Regions from separate parts of the Homo sapiens genome. Here region 2 is linked to region 1. Evidence: read pairs that join two places in POLR2A ChIA-PET (ENCODE). Cell type or tissue: GM12878. All regions are shown on one strand. Each heading gives the region's core, and the rest is flanking DNA. Links, peaks and the distances in the headings are about the cores only.

Region 1 (4,000 bases), core at 1-4,000:
CCCAGCACTTTGGGAGGCCGAGGCGGGCGGATCATGAGGTCAGGAGATCGAGACCATCCTGGCTAACACGGTGAAACCCCGTCTCTACTAAAAATACAAAAAATTAGCCAGGTGCGGTGGTGGGCGCCTGTAGTCCCAGCTACTCGGGAGGCTGAGGCAGGAGAATGGTGTGAACCCGGGAGGCGGAACTTGCAGTGAGCCGAGATAGCGCCGCTGCAGTCAGGCGTGGGAGAAAGAGCAAGACTCCGTCTCGGAAAAAAAAAAAAAAAAAAAAAAAGACAGCCTAGGCCGGTAGGCCGGACACGGTGGCTCACACCCATATTCCCAGCACTTTGGAAGGCCGAGGCGGGTGGATCACGAGGTCAGGAGTTCAAGACCAGCCTGGCCAAGATGGCGAAACCCCGTCTCTACTAAAAATAGAAAAATTAGCTGGGCGCAGTGGCAGGCATCTGTAATCCCAGCTACTCGGGAGGCTGAGGCAGAAGAATCACTTGAACCCAGGCGGCAGAGGTTGCAGTGAGCAAAGATTGCGCCATTGCACTCGAGACTGGGTGACAGAGCAAGACTGTCTCAAAGAAAAAAAAGAAGATAGCATAGGTGCGAGCATGACCCAGGCTTCTGGTGTCAGTGGACTAGATGAACTGGTGGTTCTTACAGTCAGGGGGTCCACAGGGCACACGTAGAGGAGCACGCACTGGGACAGAAGGCAGGGACGTCCATCCACGCGGCCTTCACTCAGGCTGCCGGCACCACCGGGCTTCTCACAGCGCCGGGCTTGTGTGCCAGGGTCGCAGTGGCCTGAGAGTGAGGCATCACAGCAGGTGACACGGTTGCAGCCCTGGCATGCAAGTGTATAAGGCTCACGGGCTGATGCTCCCTGAAGGCAAACCTTCTGATTTGGATTGTTGATGTGGAGTGCAGTCTGTCTCTTCAGCTCTGTGTCGGAGTCTTTTTTCTGTACAATTCCATACCTGCACTTGAGATTTATTTTTTATAGAAACTGCAGTGACTGAGTGTAGACCGTTCTTCAAGGATGAAATCACGTTTGCTGCGTTTTAGAGAACACTTGATGTGACTCTGCGTTCTGCTTTGAAATGGTGCCATTGATACAGATGAAGTGCCTGTTTTAAAAATAGCCCGAGTTCCCTTGCTGCTCATGGAGACGCCTTTTATTTAGTCGTGCTGGTCTGTGCATGCGGTGCACGCATGTTGTGTGTTCCTGACTCGGGGGCCCCTGCTGTGTGGGGGAGTCCTTGCTGGAGACTCCCCGTTCTGTGCTTGAGGTCAGGCGTGCCCTTGCGTAGCACAATCGCGGGGAGGGGTGGCTCGGTGCCATCCCCCTCTTAACCTCGGGGGCCTGAGGCTCAGCGTGAGGCGCAGCTTGTCTTGGGCCACCCTGCCTGGGACTCATGCTTCATTTCGGGGTTTGCTAAGTTACAAAGGGCGTCTCTCAGACCTCTGTTGATCAGGTTTTCATTAACTTTCCCCTGCCACTCGCGAGCACCCCTGCCAGCTCAGTGTGCGTGTTAGAAGGTGGAGATGCGAGAGGCTTCCGGTGCTCACTAGAGGAGCCGTGTATTTGGATGTTCAGTGTCGTCAGTGGTATTGTCCCCCAGCAAATAGACTTGGTGAGCTAATTAAATATCCTTCTGAACATGTATGATTGTGTAAAATAAAGGGACAGTGACAGTGTCAGTTTAAAGGGACAGTGACAGTGGAAAGAGGTGTTCTTTAGAGAAATTATCCTTACTTTTTAGAGGTTAACTAATATCATGTTTCTTGGAAAGAACAGGAAGAATAACACTGCTTTTACGCCCAAAAAGCCACCCAGACCTGTCATGTTTGTGTCTTTGTGGTTAATAACAGCCAGCAAAGGTGCTGAAACCTAGATGTTTAAAAATAGACTTCCAAAAGGAGAAGTGAATTCAGGGGGCCCTGGGGCCCGCCCCTCGAGCACCCGGTGTGGCCCTCAGCTTGTGAGGTGGCTCAGTCATTCCACAGCTGCATTGAGCACTGAACTCTCCAGCCATCACAAGCTGCTTGAAAATGCACATCATTTTTTGAAGTGAAAACCCTTTAAGTCCCTGGCTTCATCTCACAGGTGGACACTCCAGCCCCTTAACACAGACTGGGCCACCAGGGCGGAGTACAGCTCCCACCCCTCCAGGTAGTGACAAATATGAGCAGCCTGTGTGTTTTGGGAAAGGGCTTTCTGAATTAGTTAAATGAAGTAGCATAAAGTCAGGCCTGGTTACTGGCAGCCTCGTGTGTTCGTGGCAGGGTTTCTGCGTTCCTGCCTCCCTCGCTGGGGCCTGGCAGCCTGAGTGTGGAGCTGGAGGGGGAAGACCCCTGCGTCTGCAGCATCGGCCCACTGGGTTTCACCTAGGGCCTGAGGACATGCCTTGGGGCCCTTTCCTGCCACCATCCAGGTGGGAGGGGTCTGAGGAGTGGGAGTCTTCTCCTGGGACCCTGGGGTCGTTCTGGGGAACCCCCTGCAGCCACAGAGACAGGACTGTGCTTCTGCCCCAGACCCAGCAGCAGGGTAGGAGGCCTTTAGACGTTCCAAGGGAAGATGAGGCCACATGGGCATGATTCTGGCATCCTAAACCTGAGACCCTGTGGCAGCCATGCAGGGCCACCTGTCCCGTGGGACCTGCACTTACAGGGGTGAGGCCTCTCTGGGAAGCAGGGACCCTCTGTATTATGGCCCCCGAGGTATACGAGGGCTGCAGAGGAGATGTCCATGGGAGCCTTGTGGCCCCGCACAGGTGCTGTGGCCTGGGAGAAGAGCTGGGAGGGACACATGGGAGTGTGAGGGTGAGGTCGGATCCTGGTATCTGAACAGGAGAGCTGGTGGGGTTGGCTGATGCCAGGGTGTGGGTGTGTGAGAAACAGGCGGGCAGGCGGCACCAGTGCCACTGTGAAACAGGGAAGCCTGCTGTGGGCAGCAGAAGCATGAGCTGCTGCCTGCCCCAGAGACAGTGGAGACCTCTCCCCTGGTCTTCTGAACACTTGCCACCTGTCACTTTGCTTTCCTGATGGCTCTCTGTTGACAAAGCAAGCTGACTTAGTGGAGCCTCCTGTTGTTTTCTTCCATGTGGCTTCATGTCACCTCGAGTGCTCCCTGCCGGCACAAGCACTTGATCCCAGGGAGCTCCCAGGAGGCCTGATGCAGAGCCCCACTCCTGGAGTCAGAGCCGCGGGTGGCAGGCCTCATACAGGGGCCTCTGACTGTTCTGCTCCTAGCCTGTCTGTATTTGATGGAAGGTGGTGCAGCATTTTCCGAGTCCTAACTGTGTTTTGCTTTTTAACACCTTTGGTTTGGAAGCGAGTGATAGACAGCCAAGCAGAGAAACTGAAGGAGCTTGACAAGGAGATCCGGCCCTTCCGGCAGAACTGGGAGGAAGCAGACAGCATGAAGAGCAGCGTGGAGTCCCTCCAGAACCGCGTGACCGAGCTGGAGAGCGTGGACAAGAGCGCGGGGCAAGTGGCTCGGAACACAGGTGAGGCAGGGGCCGGGGCCGGGCCAGCAGTGTGCATCTGGGCCCCGGGCGAGTGCTGGGGCGGGGTCCGTGGGATGAGGGCTATGTTAGGTACATGTGCCTTAGGACAGTTTTTTCTAATTATGGGTAACACGCAGAGGTGTGATGACTTTCCTACTGAAAGTCCCCCAGCAAAGACAAACGTTTCCCGCGCAGGCTTGTCCCCTCCGTGTGAGGCCCTACATGGTGTAGAAAGTAGGGGCAGCTGCAGCCACGGGAAGCTGCAAAGCCCTCCTGGGAGAGACTGGCCGCAGGGTGACCCACAGGACAGGCCCAAGCGCAGATGGCAGAGGCCAGGACCTGCTGGTCGGGGCGCCCCAGACCCCACTCCTAAGGGCCAGGGGGCAGCAGTCCCACCGCGCTCTGCCAGCATGTTTCTGATCCACAAGCAGATGTGGGCCTATGGCTTTGGGGACTGAAAGAGTATTGGGAATATTTACATGAGGAGGATTAATGGC
Region 2 (4,431 bases), core at 432-4,431, 160 kb before region 1:
ATTCTGTCCCTGAATCACTGTGCTGTGAGACAAGCCCCTCCCGCCCCTGGTGTTCTGTTTCTCCATTTGAGTGGGGCCGGCAAGAGCCAGGTACATGCCCTATCCCTTTGGATGCCCTGGTGAGGAGGTGGCCACTCAGCTGCCTCCCCAACCAAATGGCCGGTAGATCCACAGCTGCCTCCCACATCAGTTGAACTGGGATGGGGTGCGGGGCATATGGGGCTGGGGGAGGTTCCCAGCCTTTCTGGGAGTAGCCAGTAAGGACCGTGTCCCTGCAGGCCTGTCCCAGCAAAGTGCCCGGAGCTGCATGCTCTGCACAGCCCTTAGGCTTTCCTGGGACCCAGCAGGGTGGGGCGGGGATGCCTTGGGGGCAGCCAGCCTGAGGCAGGTTCCAAACCCTGCTCTGCAATGTGAGTCCTTCCAGTTGTTGAGTCCCTTCTTGGTAAAAGGAAATCGTGCCTTTGAGGCATTTGTCAGCAAAAGCATTTCTTGAGCCCCTGCAATGTAGCTTTGGGCAGGTGATGAGCAAGACAGACAGGGTTCCAGCCCTGAAGGACCCTGAATTCCAGTCGGGAGACAGAGAAATGGAAACATCCACACAGGGAGGGTAGCAGCAGGTTTCCTATGATTGGATTAGTTGGCTGAACTGTGCCACCATTCAAGCCTGGGGTGCTGGGATGGGCCAGGAGGTAACCCCAGGCCTCACCCCACCCTAGCCCAGAGACTCCCTCCCTGTGTAGAGTCCAGGAAGGCTTTGTCGGTGATTGATCTGACTTCCAGAGATGCCGAGCCCACCCTGCTAGGGGTCGTGATTCATCCGTGAGCCAAGTTTTACCACTCAGTGGTGGTCCAAGGCTTTCAACAGTGGGAAGGTAGGCCCTGGATGTGCCACATGAAGGCAGAGGCTGGCAGGGGCACTGTGACCTGCACCTTTCCACCTCCCCGCCCCAAAGCTGGATCGTGGTCTCTGAATGCCATTTCCCACGGAAAGGAACCATGTTCTTTGGAGAAGTGACTGGATTTCGCTATGGGAGGAAGGAAGTATACAAGGGGAGCCTGGGAATCTGATGCCAGAGATCAAAGAAGCACCCAAAATGATGGGGTCACGTCCGAGGGACTTGGGAGCCAAACTAAAGGACCTCCTACTGGCCTAACATGCCATTAAAAAAAAGGACATTGATCAAAACAGTAAAGATAAGAATACAAAAATTAATAATGATAGGTTTTTAAAAAATTTTTTTTTTCTTTTGAGATGGAGTCTCACTCTATCGCCAGGCTGGAGTGCAGTGGTGTGATCTCAGCTCACTGCAACCTCTGCCTCCCGGGTTCATGCCATTCTCCTGCCTCAGCCTCCTGAGTAGCTGGGACTACAGGTGCCCACCACACACCTGGCTAATTTTTGTATTTTTAGTAGAGATGGGGTTTCACCATGTTGGCCAGAATGGTCTCAGTCTCTTGACCTCGTGATCCACCCGCCTTGGTCTCCCAGAGTGCTGGGATTATAGGCGTGAACCACCCGCACCCAGACTAAAGTTTCATTTGAGACAGGGTCTCACTGTGGCCCAGGCTGGAGTGCAGTGGTGCGATCATGGTTCACTACAGCCTCGACCTCCCGGCTCAAGTGATCCTCCCACTTCAGTTCCCCTGCTAACCCGCCTACGAGTAGCTGGAAGTACAGGCACATGCCACTGTGACTGGCTAATTTTTAAATTTTTTGTGTGTGAGACAAGGTCTTGCTTTGTTGCCCAGGTTGGAGTGCAGTGGTGTAATCACGGTTCTCTGCAGCCTCAACCTCCTGGGCTCAAGCAGTCCTCCCACCTCTGCCTCCCAAGTAGCTGAGACTTACAGGCACAAATCACACCTGGCTAATTTTTTTTCTTTTAATTTTTTTTTGTAGAGACAGGATTTTGCCATGTTGTCCAGGCTGGTCTCGAACTCCTGAGCTCAAGAGTGCAGTGGCACAATCTCTGCTCACTGCAACCTCCATCTCCTGGGTTCAAGTGATTCTCCCACCGCAGCCTCCCAAGTAGCTGGGATTACAGGCATAAGCCACCGCGCCTGGCCAGCCCAGCTAAATTTTCAACTTTTTTTTGTAGAGACAGGGTCTTGCTACGTTGCCAGGGCTAGTCTGAAACTCCTGGCCTCAAGTCGTCCTCCCACCTTGGCCTCCCAAAGTGCTGGCAGTACAGGTATGAGTCACTGTGCCTGGCCCAAGAACTTAAGTACTTTTTTCAGTGCATGTCTGCTGTTGCTAAATTCTTTCCTTTAAAAAAAAAATCTGGCTGGGTGCAGTGGCTCACGTCTGTAATCCCAGCACTTTGGGAGGCTAGAGCAGATGGATCACCTGAGGTCAGGAGTTTGAGACCAGCCTGGCCAACATGGTGAAACCCCATCTCTACTAAAAATATAAAAATTAGCCAGGCATGGTGGCAGGTGCCTGTAATCCCAGATACTCAGGAAACTGAGGCAGAGGAATTGCTTGAACCCGGGAGGCGGAGGTTGCAGTGAGCAGAGATTGCACCATTGCACTCCAGCGTAGGCAACAGAGCAAGACTCCATCTCAAAAAAAAAAGCCAAAAAAAAAAAAACTAAAGTCATCATTATTTTGCATTTATATTTGATAGATGTAAAATATAAATTTTCTGTTTGTAAAATATTAGGGTTTTATTTTTGTCTTCTGGCACATTAAGGATGTAATTCCATTGTCTTCTAGCTTCCATAGTTTTAAGCAAAAGTCAACACACAACCATTTTACTTCTCTGAAAATAACATTACTTTTTTTTTTTTTTTTTTTTTTCTGAGACAGAGTCTCGCTCTGTCTCCCAGGCTGGAGTGCCGTGGTGCAATCTCAGCTCACTGCAAACTCTACCTCCTGAGTTCAAGCAATTCTCCTGCCTCAGCCTCCTAAGTAGCTGGGATTACAGGCATGCACCACCACACCCAGCTAATTTTTGTATTTTTAGTAGAGGTGGGGTTTCACTGTGTTGGTCAGGCTCGTCTCAAACTCCTGACCTCGTGATCCACCTGCCTTGGCCTCCCAAAGTGCTGGGATTACAGGCGTGAGCCACCGCGCCCAGCCAACATTCCTTTTTTCTCTGGCTGTTTTAAATTTTTTTTCTTTGTCTAGGGCTTTCATCTAGTTGATGATGATTGCCTGGATGTGGCTTTGCATTTGTTCTGCTTCATTATGCTCCTGGGGGGTTCACTGAGCTGCTCAACTCTGTGAGTTGGTGCCTTTCATTTATTATTATTATATTTTAGAGAGATAGGGTCTTGCTTCATCACCCAGACTGGAGGGCAGTGGCACAATCAGGGCTCACTGCAGCCTTGATCTCCTGGGCTCAAGTGATCCTCCCATCTCAGCCTCCCAAGTAGCTGGGGCTAGAGGCACGTGCCACCATGCTCAGCAAATTTTAAATTTTTTGTAGAGACAGTGTTTCACCATGTTGCTCAGGCTGGTGTTGAACTCCTGGGCTCAAGAGATCCACCTGCCTTGACCTCCCAAAGTTCTGGGATTACAGGCATGAGTCGCTGCATCCAGCTGAGTTGATATATTTATTTATTTATTTTGAGATGGAATCTCACTCTGTTGCCCAGGCTGGAGTGCAATGGCATGATCTTGGCTCACTGCAACCTCCGCCCACCGGGTTCAAGCAATTCTCCTGCCTCAGCCTCCTGTGTACCTGGGATTATAGGCACCCGCCAGCATGCCTGGCTAATTTTTTTTTTTTTTTTGTAGAGACAGGTTTTCACCATGTTGGCCAGGCTGGTCTTGAACTCCTGACCTTAGGGGATCCACCCGCCTTGGCCTCCCAAAATGCTGGGATTACAGGTATGAGCCACTGTGCCCGGCAAGTTGACATATTTAATCAGGCTTCAAAAATACTTGGTCATTGTTGCTTTAACTACTGCTATGTCCCTTTCTGTCTTTTGTCACCTTCAGGGGCTGCAGGTCTACATTTCACATATGTCTCTGATGCTCAATTTTTGTTTTCCCCGCAGTATTTTTCTCTGTGTGCTTCAGATTGGATATCTTATACTGACCTGTCTTTGAGTTCCCTAATTCTACCGTCTCTATGTCCTGGCTGCTATCAAACCCATGCAATTAGTTCTCAATTTCAGATGTTTTATATTGCACTACTAGAATGGCCTTTTATTTATTTATTTTTATTTTTTTCAAGACAGAGTTTCACTCTTGTTGCCCAGCTGGAGTGCAGTGACTTGATCTCAGCTCACTGTGCACCCTCCATTTCCCAGTTTCAAGTGATTCTCGTGCCTCAGCCTCCCAAGTAGTTGGGATTACAGGTACCCGTCACCATGTCTGGCTAATTTTTGTGTTTTTAGTAGAGGTGGGGCTTCACTATATTGGGCAGGCTGGTCTCGAACTCCTGGCCTTGTGATCTGCCCACCTTGGCCTCCCAAAGTGCTGGG

What was found. Peaks named below come from ENCODE experiments on the same cell type or tissue, not always from the same donor. Only the 100,000 strongest peaks of a DNase experiment are listed, where the experiment ranks them.
Region 2: POLR2A ChIA-PET joins it to region 1 with 5 read pairs; 2 of 35 experiments call an interaction of 5 or more read pairs at or near these places.

What each region holds. Positions count from the first base shown.
Region 1 is chr14:102,899,927-102,903,926 of GRCh38, forward strand. It overlaps TRAF3 (TNF receptor associated factor 3), which reads left to right. Exons shown (of 12, transcript NM_145725.3): 11 at 3,329-3,503. Among named protein-coding and RNA genes, the nearest start is that of AMN, 21 kb to the right of the region's middle. RefSeq lists enhancers at 258-759, 760-1,259, 1,578-2,007. In GM12878, for the core only: no CTCF peak of the experiment used is centred there; a DNase peak (open chromatin) is centred at 1,995; H3K4me3 peaks cover 2,045 bases; H3K27ac peaks cover 3,841 bases.
Region 2 is chr14:102,738,924-102,743,354 of GRCh38, forward strand. It overlaps LOC124903390 (a long non-coding RNA gene), which reads left to right and starts at 3,794. Exons shown (of 2, transcript XR_007064356.1): 1 at 3,794-4,431. In GM12878, for the core only: no CTCF peak of the experiment used is centred there; no DNase peak of the experiment used is centred there.